Regions from separate parts of the Homo sapiens genome. Here region 1 is linked to region 2. Evidence: chromatin loops called from intact Hi-C (ENCODE). Cell type or tissue: gastrocnemius medialis. All regions are shown on one strand. Links, peaks and the distances in the headings refer to the core of each region. The heading gives the core; the rest is flanking DNA.

Region 1 (2,820 bases), core at 94-2,593, 120 kb before region 2:
ATTTGCACAGAATAAGTACATAGCAAAAGCTCATAGAACTGAATTCAATATTATATGATTATATCAGGTCCCATCCAAAAAGCCTCCATAGAAATCCGATGTCCCTCACCCAGACTGCACAACCTCATCCCCCAGAAAGCTGGATGTTTTCTGAGTACGATTCTTCTCCCTCCAGAGCCTTAACCCTCAGCCTGCCCTACCTGGCATGCCAGTCTCCTCCTTGTCACTCAGGGACTCCCAGCTGCCTCTGAGTTTACCACTCAGAAGCGAAGCCCAGGTCTTATCTAATCAGAACAGTGATTGAAGGAGGCAGCCACTTCTATGTTTCATGTGCAGAGGCCTCTTCCTGGGCTGGCCTTTTAGTTACCAACCTACGCTGTGGATGCATGCCCTGAAACTCACCATTCTCCTACCCTCTCACTGCTGATGCTGGGCCCGTCGCATGCCATCCACCCCACCAGACCCCTGAATCCTCCTGCTGTCATTGAGCCTCTTCAATGTCTACTGGGGTCACTGGTTCCTCCTCCTCAACACCCACTCAGCAACCTGAAGACCTAACCATTAGCATCCATGCCTGGCGCCCAGTAGGTGATTAATAGATGCCAACACCCTTCTTTTCACTTTAAATCAGGCGGAAAAGTGAAAAAGGGGAGAGGTCTGGAAAGGAGCCTGGAATCCCAGATGTCACATTAACGCTCTTTTCCTCCTTAAGACACTCACGCAGCATCCCTGGGCCATAGTATCTTCATCTGTAACCTAAGTGGGAGTCGGGGGCCGTTATCTTCAAATCCTTACGAGTTAACATTCACAGTGGTATAGAATTTATCATCCACAGTCCCTCCTTTTTGAACTTGCTTTCTGTAAGTTTCTCCTTTTTTTTTTTTTTTTTTTTTTGAGACAGAGTCTTGCTCTGTCGCCAGGCTGGAGTGCAATGGCGCGATTGCGGCTCACTGCAACCTCCGACTCCCTGGTTCAGGCAATTCTCCTGCCTCAGCCTCCCAAGTAGCTGGGATTACAGGCGTATGTCACCATGCCCAGCTAATTTTTGTATTTTTATTACAGATGGGGTTTCACCACATTGGCCAGGATGATCTCGATCCCCTGACCTTGTGATCCACCCACCTCCATCTCCCGAAGTGCTGGAATTACAGGCATGAGCCACCGCATTCGGCCAAGTCTCTCCTTTTATTTATACTTTAGATTGAGTTCCTTCTTTTCTTTCTATGATGACAGGCTCTGAAATCCACACCCAGAAAAGCTGCCACAAGGCTCTCCTCCTGAATACTGGCCCGGAGTGCCCTTCTCCCTCCCTGATGTTTCGCCATCCTTCTACTGCAGTCAGAGAGACAACTCTCCACTTCTCACTGCTCTCATATGTTTCATAGTGTCCCTTCACAAATGTCTTCAAGCCCCTCGCATTTGAGACTCCTCTTAGACCTCATGGGAAGAACACTTTACCCTGTGAAGGTGTTCTCTTTATGTCACAGAAGCAGTGTTTTCTGCAGGATGGGTGAAAAAAACAAAAACAAAAACAAAACAAAACAACCCCCCCCCCCCACACACACACACACATACATGTTTCTTTTTCTCCAGCTAAAATTATCCAACTGACAAATTATCACCAAGACCTACTATGTAACAGCCATGGTTTCAGGCACTGGGGATGTGCAGGCTTGAATTGAGTAGAGATTTCAAGTCTAACGAGGTTAAAGAGATGGTCCTAAACAAGTAAACAAACAATGCAAAATTACAAAACAGGGCAATATGATAGATCATGACTCAGAGCTACTGCATGTTGGCAAGGGGCGCGTTAGTGAAACCTGGATGATAACTAAGCAGGGCTCACTCCTGCCAAACCTCTTCAAGTTTTCTATTCATTCTGAATTCATCCATCTATTTTCACTGCCATTCTCCCCCACTGACTACTTTCACTTGGCATGGTGGGTTGAAGAGTGTCCCCCTGCCAAAAAAGATGTCCACCTAGGACTTTGTAATGAGACATTATTTTAAAAATGTCCACCTAGAACTTTAGAATATGACCTTATTTGAAAAATGTCAGGCTGGGCATGGTGGCTCACGCCTGTAATCCCAGCACTTTGGGAGGCTAGGGCAGGTGGATCACCTGAAGTCGGGAGTTCGAGACCAGCCTGACCAACATGGAGAAACCCCGTCTCTACTAAAAATACAAAGTTAGCCGGGCATGCTGGTGCATGCCTGTAATCCCAGCTACTCCGGAGACTGACGCAGAAAAATCGTTTGAACCCGGGAGGTGGAGGTTGTGGTGAGCCGATATCGCGCCATTGCACTCCAGCCTGGGCAACAAGAGCAAAACTCCATCTCAAAAAAAAAAAAAAAAAAACAGGGGAAAGAAAAATGTCTACCAAGAACACTGGAATATGACCTTATTTGTTGCAGATGTATTTAGTTAAGATGAGATTATACCGGATTAAAGTGGGCCCTAAATCCAATGGCTGGTGCCCTTACAAGAAGATTAGGTGAAGACAGACAAACATAGAAGGAAAATGTATGTGTGACAATGCAGGCAGAGATTGGAGTAATGCAGCCACAAGCTAAGGATCACCCAGGATTGCTGGGGAGCCACCAGGAGCCAGGAGAGAAACAAAGAACAAATCCTTTGCTACAGTTATGCTGTGCCCCCAGCCAAATCTCGTCTTAAATTGTAGCTCCCATAATTCCCATGTGTCATGGGAGGGACCCGGTTGGAGGTAACTGAATCATAGAGGTGGGTCTTCCCCATGCTGTTCTCACCATAGTCAGTTAGTCTTATGAGAGCTGATGGTTTTATTAAGGGAAGCTGCC
Region 2 (2,820 bases), core at 306-2,805:
TCATGATAATGATTTGTCTGCACAGTGTAAAAAAAAAAAGGTAATATTGTTTAATGGGGGCATCTCATATAAAATCTAGATTTATGCTATCTCTTGAAACACTGGAAGATCTAGGCATGTTGAGCCACATTTCTTTGTACCAATAATCATATCTGCGAAAAAGCTGCCTCTCCCACAGGTCAGGAGCTCACTGTAGGATCAACCCAACCATTCTTTGCTTTCTAAAAAGCTATCTAAAAAGAAGCTGTCAGTTGCCATTTGTTGACTATCAAAACAGAACAAAACAAAATGCATAAAACAGAGTGTTTCCCTGATCCTATCATCACATTTCTTATCTTTTGGATATTGACAATGTTTATTTCAAAATACAGATTTGTGCAGATTATGTAATTACTCACACAATCACTCACTTTGTTTCCAGACAAAAGTGGGTAATGGAAAATTTCCTACAGCATCTGAGGCCCTTCATAATATTCCTCACTTTACCCTGTCCAAATTCATCCTCCGATACAAATTTTCCGTTTTTCTACAGATCACTCTTTTCTTCAAACCACACTGGCAAATTATCTTTGCCAAATACCTCTGTGAATCCACTTTTCCATTTAAACTTGCCTGCTATGCAGAAATACCCTTCCTTCCTCTCTTCCTTTCTTCCTTTTAGATCAATCTTGTTGGCCTAAGTCAAATGTTCCATGACAGCTTCTGCAAAGTTGTCCCTGCCACCCAAGACAGAACTAAGTGCACCATCACCTTTGTCCGAAAGTCATTTCAGCATTGTGTTTGGTTCAGAGACTGCCCACACCATATCATGACTCTTTTAATAGTGATCACACTTTTGAGAAGGCAGATTGGCTCAAATAAGGAAGTATGCCATTTCTTCTTGCTCACCCAATGACTAAAATGTCCACTAGCAAATGAAGTTTTCCCAAATCCTTCCAGAAATGACTGACTGAAAAAGTGTGAGGAAGGTGGAGGGGCTGCCAGGGGCCCCCAGACCACTGAGAGCTACCTATGTTTCCAAGGTCATCACAAGTGACCTGAGGGCATCACAACAGTAGGAAAAGCCTGCGTTTCAAAGTTGGAGAGGCTGGGTTTGGATCTGGGGGATCTGGGCTCTGTCGCCCTTTTATGTTTCTGATTAAGGACGATATACTCATCCTTGAGCCCTACTCCCATCAGGGCTAAGATGGTACAAAACACCTGTACCCTCTCATAAATGCATTACAGCAGTGAAATGACATGCTGAAGGTGGGTGTTCCTGGTGCTTGGAAGGCATCCAGAAAGTGCTAGTTAATTTTAATTCATTCTTCAGAATGTTTTCAATGCACCCATTCAAAATTGTTTTTTCATCTCTCTGCTCATCATGGCAGCTCTGTCTGTCTTCAGTGCCCCACCAACACCCCATACAGATGTTGCTGTTCGAGCTTCCATTCTATTATCCCCCCAGTAAAACTGCTTATATATACATCCCATCCTTCCACAAGCAGTCATATGCCAGGTCTTCCCAGCACTACCTCCTGCTCCAATCCCAGCACTCGTGATCTATGGGGCTGAGATTCTGAAACATCAGCAGTGATTTGCCCTGGGATGGTAAAGGCCTAGCTGGCATTATCACACAGGTGTGCTTCCATTCTATCCCCTCCACCACCTCCTCAATCCCTGTGTTTGCCTGCCATTCACCCAGGACTGGGCACAGAGTAGTTGCTCAATAAGTATTTGAGAATGATCTGTTACCTGTGGGATGAGACAGAGGCGCAGGGAGTCCAAGTGACTTGTCCAAGGTTAAACAACAGAATGTGTGCCTGGTCAGTTACCAAGAGTCAGGTTTCCCTACATGCCTGTAATACCTGCTGAGTCATCAAGAATGATGACACTAGGGTATCAGCTTGAACCAGAACTGAGAAATGACACTCACTGCCAGACATGCACTCAAACTCCATCCAGCGTAGGTGAGAAGAGAACATGGAAAAGCATTACCTAGCATGGACCGCAAGAAAAATTCCCTGAGATGCTACATAATATTTAGAATACCAAGGACTAACAAATGAATTCCCAGTGAAGGAGAGGATGGCTACAAAAGGGTTGTCAATGTGACACCCAAGTCACAACCGCATCAAATTATCAAGATGGGAATATAGGAAAAGCTTCCATAGACTGTGGACAGGATACACCAGACCATCAACCAACCTCTCTCCAGATTACAACCACCCCCATTGGAAATCTCAGTGGAGGACTAATCTAGCAAAAAAAGACACCCGGAGAAGAGAAGTCACATCTCCCCACTTAGAGACTGCTTTCAGTTAGTGTATGCAAATGAGCCGTTCCATGGGAAGTTCTTATGAGAATGACAAGTATGTACTAAGCATATGTTATTCTTGTGGCATTACATTCTCTCACCTCCTGGCAACTTCTTACCATGCCTGGCTCCCTTGTTGCAAGCACCATAGTATAGTAGTTAAGAGCTCACATTAAACCACATAGACCACATTAAAAGCCCAGTTCCTACCAGTTATCAGCTGTGTGTTCCCGTGCACATCACTTAACCTCTCTGTGCCTCAGATTTATTATCTGCGAAATAAGAATATCACGAGTAGCCATAACACATGGAGTGGTCCAGAGATTTAAATAAGTACAGTATACTGCAGTGTTTAGCTCAGAGGCTCATAGCAAACACTCAGTAAATGGCTGTTGATAGTTGTCATAGTGACAACAGAATTAGCAGCTGGTTGGAGGATCAAGCCAGGGATATCAAAACTCTTCCTCCCTTCAACCGCTAATTGCTCAAATGAAAGCGTGCTAACAAATGCAACTTGTGAAGTG

The links. Peaks named below come from ENCODE experiments on the same cell type or tissue, not always from the same donor. Only the 100,000 strongest peaks of a DNase experiment are listed, where the experiment ranks them.
Region 1: a loop joins it to region 2, with 4 times the contacts of the local background. A loop is called at or near these places in 1 of 110 quality-filtered maps.

Annotation. Positions count from the first base shown.
Region 1 is chr16:7,448,467-7,451,286 of GRCh38, reverse strand. All of the region lies in intron 4 of RBFOX1 (RNA binding fox-1 homolog 1), which reads right to left. Among named protein-coding and RNA genes, the nearest start is that of LINC02152, 850 kb to the left of the region's middle. In gastrocnemius medialis, for the core only: no CTCF peak of the experiment used is centred there; DNase peaks (open chromatin) are centred at 1,276 and 1,796; H3K27ac peaks cover 2,500 bases.
Region 2 is chr16:7,325,033-7,327,852 of GRCh38, reverse strand. All of the region lies in intron 4 of RBFOX1 (RNA binding fox-1 homolog 1), which reads right to left. Among named protein-coding and RNA genes, the nearest start is that of LINC02152, 970 kb to the left of the region's middle. In gastrocnemius medialis, for the core only: no CTCF peak of the experiment used is centred there; a DNase peak (open chromatin) is centred at 1,772; H3K27ac peaks cover 2,305 bases.